2 separate regions of the Homo sapiens genome follow, and region 1 is linked to region 2. A link is a loop called in an ENCODE intact Hi-C map of the cell type or tissue named here. Cell type or tissue: MCF 10A. All regions are shown on one strand. Each heading gives the region's core, and the rest is flanking DNA. Links, peaks and the distances in the headings are about the cores only.

What was found. Hi-C counts contacts between places; a loop is a spot of excess contacts. Peaks named below come from ENCODE experiments on the same cell type or tissue, not always from the same donor. Only the 100,000 strongest peaks of a DNase experiment are listed, where the experiment ranks them.
Region 1: it touches region 2 in a loop (6-fold over the local background); 3 of 110 quality-filtered maps call a loop at or near these places.

What each region holds. Positions count from the first base shown.
Region 1 is chr2:54,754,887-54,757,812 of GRCh38, reverse strand. All of the region lies in intron 2 of EML6 (EMAP like 6), which reads right to left. Among named protein-coding and RNA genes, the nearest start is that of EML6-AS1, 5.3 kb to the right of the region's middle. RefSeq lists an enhancer at 2,032-2,101. In MCF 10A, for the core only: a CTCF peak has its summit at 1,691; no DNase peak of the experiment used is centred there.
Region 2 is chr2:55,013,606-55,016,531 of GRCh38, reverse strand. The region is part of intron 3 of RTN4 (reticulon 4); the gene reads left to right. It also overlaps the pseudogene RNU6-433P. Among named protein-coding and RNA genes, the nearest start is that of RTN4, 35 kb to the left of the region's middle. In MCF 10A, for the core only: CTCF peaks have their summits at 1,395 (motif pointing left) and 2,467; a DNase peak (open chromatin) is centred at 1,361.

The DNA of each region.
Region 1 (2,926 bases), core at 245-2,744, 260 kb after region 2:
AGGGTGGGAGGAAGAAGGGGGAAGTCAGAAAGAAGCAGCCAGCTCACAGCCGGAAACCTGGAAAGGCTCAGGGCCTTGCAGATACATATCCTGAAGGCTGGAGTGGAGGGAGGGGGTGAAAGTAGGAGGACTAGTTGAGAGCTTGTGTAAAGAACAGTGAGTCCACCAGAATCCTCCTCTCACCCAGCAGAACTCTGGAGATTTACTCTCTGGGGCTGCCCAGCTGAGGAAAGCTCATACAGGAAGTTAAGTGAGTCGGCGGCCTTGTGAACCATAAAACCTCTCTCCATTTTACTCCTGGAACACTTGCCACCAGGTATACTGCATACCCCACGGTCACCCCCAGGCAAGAGATTGGAGGTTCCTTTCTGGGGAAACTGACCAACACAAGAGAAAATGCCCCTCCATCCTGACATTGTATTACAGCATCCTCCATTGCAAAGGCGGTGCACCACCTTAACACCCTATGGTGAAACCACTCATCAACACTGCCCCTCATATAGAGCTCCCAATTTGCTTTCAGGGGTCTTGCTCTTAAATACAAAGAGAGCCAAAGCCTGCCCAACATCTGATGAAAGCCTTGAACCTAAAAGTTAAAGACCAATACAAATATACAGGAGAAAAAGGGAATGCTGAGGTGACAGAGAAAAGGAAGGAGACATAAGGGAGGGACATAATTAATATACTCAGAAAAAAGAAAAAATATGGCAATATATTGAAACAAGAAGGTATAAAAAAGAAAAATTCAGTAAATTTTTAAAAAGCATTTTAAAATATAAAATATAAAAATAAAAATTCAACCGATTTGAATGACAAAATAGAAAAATCTACCAGAAAATAGAAAACAATAATAATAAGGAAAATAGGATTACAATTACAGATCCAGGAGGTCTCAAAACTACCAAAAAGCTTTGAAGAAGAAAGAGCAAAGAGAATGGAAAGGAAGGCAAGAAAACATTCCAGAACTGAGACTCAGGAGTTTGTAGGTTGAAAGGCCCAAAAAAGGCAAGATCAATGGATGGAAGACCCAAACAAAGCCACATTATTGTTAAATTTCAGTATGCCAGGAATAATGACCCAGAGTATCAGAGAAAACCACAACAAAAATAAATTAGAAATCCTACCTTTTAAGAAAATAACCCCAAATCAAAAAAAAGGCTTTTTGTAGAAAAAAATGCTCCTGAGAACATCATTTATAAAAAGGAAAATATAAACTTAAAAAAAGATTTTTTTAAAAAGGAAAATAAAAGAAACACCCTACTGCCCAAATACAAGAGAAATGGTTCAAGAAACTGCTGTGTATGACAATATAAAATCAGGACCAAAACCCAAACTTGTATAAACAGCATGCTCACAGACATAAAAACATAAGCACATTAAAGGAAACAGAATGAATATCCATTAAAATGTTAACATTTAGACATCCACTCTGTGTTGGACAAAGTGAATTTTATTCTACCAACCTTTCCATTGAGAACTTCTATAAAAGCTAGATAAAATTAAAGAGCACAGTCGATTGAAGACACTGATGAACAAACCAAAGCAGGAGGAATTTTAGGGGCAGGGATCCTGACAGAAGAGCAATGCCCTGAACATTAAAGTAAGCCCTAAATTTCACCCACTCTGCCTCCTTGGGGCATTTACCAATTTGCAGTGCAGAGCCCAGAGGGTAAGCAGAAACTGCCACCTATCGCTCACGGCATTCTCACTGAATGAGAGAAACAAAACTTAGAATTCAGGGCTTCCAAGGCAGCCTAAACTTAAGGAAGAGGGCCAAGATCCAAATTAAAAATGGTATGGCAGAGAGGAAAGTCCAACCCTCTGCATACAATTTCCCCTTAAGGTATTTGCCGATTCCTAACCAGTACATACAAGAAGGAAGAGCTTTCTTAGCCAAGCAGAAAACAGCGGTTAAGAGGTTAAAAACCTAAGCAGAACCACCCTGGGCAACATGATGAAACTCCGTCTCTACTAAAAATAGAAAAATTAGCCAGGCGTGGTTGCCTGCACCTGTAGTCCCAGCTACTCAGAGGCTGAGGTGGGAGGATCGCTTGAGCCTGGGAGGTGGAGGGTGCAGTGAGCTGAGATCACACCACTGCACTCCAGTCTGAGTAACAGAGCCAAACCCTGTCTCGAAAAAACTAAAAAATTATATTTCTATATACTAGCAAAAATAATTAGAAAATGAACATTGAAAGTATACCATCTGCAATAGCATCAAAACCCATCAAATACGTAGAGATGAACATCAAAAGATGGATAAGACTTCCTCCAGAAAATTATAAACCATTACTAAGAGAACAAAGTAGAGGGATATATCATTTTCATGGATTGGAAGACTCAATATTATAAAGATGTCAATTCTCTCCAAAGTGATTTATACAATCAATATAATCTCAATCAAAATATCAGCAGGTTTTTAATGGAAATTGACAGATCAATTCTAAAACTGATACAGAAATACAAAGGACGCAGAATACTCAAGACAACTCTGAAGAAGTACCACAAAGTCAGAGAGGTTATATTCTCAGAGTTCAAACTGCAGTAATTAAAACAGCGTGGCGTCAGTGCAAGGATGAAGACTAATGGATCAGAATGGAATCCAGAAACAGACTTATTAGGGCTGCCTGATTTATGACAAGGTTGCCACTAGTTCAATGGGTTAAAAAATGATCTTTTCAATAATAGATCTGGGTTAACTGTATATCTGTATTTAAAAAACAAATTGCTAATCATGACCATCTCATAAAATCATTTCCATTGGATCACAGACCTAAATTTTAAAGGTAAATCAATAAAGTTTCTGGAACTGTGGTATCCATTGTGGTAACCACTAGCTACATGTGACTAACTACATTTAATTTTGAATTAATTAAAATCTAATAAAATTTAAAATTTAGCTTTCACTAACCACATTTTAAGTGGC
Region 2 (2,926 bases), core at 333-2,832:
CACTCACTGCAACCTCTGCCTCCTGGGTTCAAGCGATTCTCGTGCCTCAGCCTCCCGAGTAGCTGGGATTACAGGTGTGGGCCACCGTGCCTGGCTAATTTTTGTATTTTTAGTAGAGACAGGGTTTCACCATGTTGGCTAAGCTGGTCCAGAACTCCTGACCTTAAGTGATCTGCCCACCTTGGCCTCCCAAAGTGCTGGGATTAAAGGCATGAACCAGCGCACCTGGCCGCATATGTGTATTTTTAAGAATGTAATAGTGTTTTATGAAATTGGAATCATACTCTATATATTGTTTATAAGCTTTTAAAAACTTTAGTAATGTCTTATATAATGCAAACATTTCCATGTCTTTAAATATTTTGCTGCTGATTTTTTGTACTTAGTGTTCCTTAGTATGGGTATAGTTTAACCAGTCACTTTGCTATTGTTGGACCCTTAGATTGTTCCTTTGTTATTGATAAATAATGCTATTAACCTCTTTATATTTAAATATGTCTTACATATCCCTGAATTATTTTCCATAAATCAATTTGAAATAAAAACCTAGGTTAGTGGGTATGAGCATTTATAAGGGTTTGTATAAAAATTGGCCACCAGAAAAGTTGTACTAATTTTTACCCTTTTATCAGAAGAAGAAAACACCCATTTCTCTACTTTCACCAACAATTCATATTGCTTATTTTTTGATAGATAATATTTTTACATTATACAAAATGCAGAAAGTACAGTGACAGTCACACTTCTTCCTCTCTCTCTGTTGTCCAGCTGCCTAGTGCTGTTTCCTAGAGTTATCTACTATGACTCGTTCCTTAAATATTCTTCTGGACATTCTGTACTAGGTATTTTTTAAAAGCCCTTTACCAGTTTGATAGGTGCAAGTAGTACTTGCTTTTTTGATCTTTGATTATTAGTGAATGTGAACATGTTGGCAGTTTGTATTTCTTCTGTGATTTTTGCTTGTTCATACTCTTTGCCCATTTTTAAATGTAGGTGTTCATTTTTTTCCCTGATTTTATGAGAGTTCTTTACATATAAAGGATGTAAACTCTTGTGTTATAGTTTTCCCTCAGTTTTCTAAAAGATTTTTAGTTTACATTTCAGTGGACATTTTCAGTTTTCACAAAGGAAAATATATTTTTTATTTACTTATAGTTTTAATTTTACACTTAGTTCTGATCTATTTAAAATTGATTTTGGATTCCGATTAGGGATTATTTTGCCCCACGTATTTTTTTGGTGTTAGAGTTGTTTTCCTATTCCCATACTCTGATCTAGCTGCCTAGGGCCAGGCAGCAATCTTGTGGAAAAGCCAGAAAGTTAATGTTTGCCAGATTGCCTTCCATGAACTGGGCAATCAACTGTAGACTACGGGTGTTGGTGCCATCTAGTGTTGCAGATGGAAGATCAAGTCTGTGGAATGATCTATAATTGACTATGTGGAATAAATTCAGTTGGACAGAGAAATTTAGCGAGCTGTGAATATCGTTTTGCACTAACAGATGAGTTTAAAATTTTTATAAACAATTTTGAATATTGACATCTTGTACCAAATCAAACAAATGCTTTAATCATACTACTATAAACATTATGAAATGACCTTAAAGATTCCCCCCAAACCTGGATACTTAAATGAAGACATTAAAGTTTAAGAAGATCTGTTTAGGGCCTAGTGACTATTAATTCTTGAATTCAGAATTTAAAAATGCGTGCTTGAGGCCAGGTGCAGTGGCTCACGTCTGTAATCCCAGCACTTTGGGAGGCTAAGGCGGGCAGATCACGAGGTCAGGAGATCCAGACCATCCTGGCCAACATGGTGAATCCTCGTCTCTACTAAAAATACAAAAATTAGCTGGGCTTGGTGGCACGCACCTGTAGTCCCAGCCACTTGGGAGGCTAGGCAGGAGAATCACTTGAACCCGGGAGGTGGAGGTTGCAGTGAGCCAAGATCGTGCCACTGCATTCCAGCCTGGTGACAGAGCGAGACTCTGTCTCCAAAAAAAAAAAAATGCTTGCTTCAGCAGCACATACTAAAATTGGAATTATACAGAGAAGATTAGCATAGCCCCTGCACAAGAATGACGCATAGAATTTGTGAAGTGTTTCATATTTTTATATAAAAAATTTTTAAAAATGCTTTGGGTGTTTAAGAATATTTGTATGTTTTAGATTATAATGTAAGAAGTTAGCATATTAGTTTTCATAAATAGTGTCACTTTCAGTTTATGAATTTTAGTATTCATTTTTGGTACCTTATGTTAAATTTTTTATAGACTTTAAAATGCTCGTTGTTTTGCTATTTTAACTTGTACTGTCATTCATTTTCTAGACTAAAATCTTTTTCCAGTTCTTAAGATTTAATTCAGTAATGTTGAAGTGCTGTAATTTAGTCCATAGAGGGCATTATATTACAGCATATGGTAGGGTTTTAAAAATTAACTCCTTTCAGTATTGAAACATGTTAATTTCATACCTTTGTGTAGCTCAGAATAGTTAAATTTTGAAATAAGCTTAAAACTACTGTGTAGCTATAATTGTTTCTTATTTTTTAAAAAACATGCCTATTTTCTGTGGCTGGAAAGTATAAATTATTTTAGCTCTCAAGAGCAGTGTACATAAGCAGTCTCTAACTTTCAGAGTAGCATTTTCAATCCAAATGATTGCTGCTTTCCCACCCTCTTTCCCTTGCATCTCTAAATGTTGTAAAGAAAAACGAAGCAAAACAAAAACCTGAGTTTTTCCTGGGTGCAGAAGTAGAGGAAAGAAAGAAATGGAAAAGGAAGAATGTCTTAGAATAAGAGCTGGCTGGGGTGGACTTAACACCTTGCCTAGTGCTGCCTGTTCTAAAATCTAAAATATAACTTTCTACTGTCTGAAATCTTGCCAGTTAGATACCACCCCCCCTACACCCTCCCCCCCCCCCAAA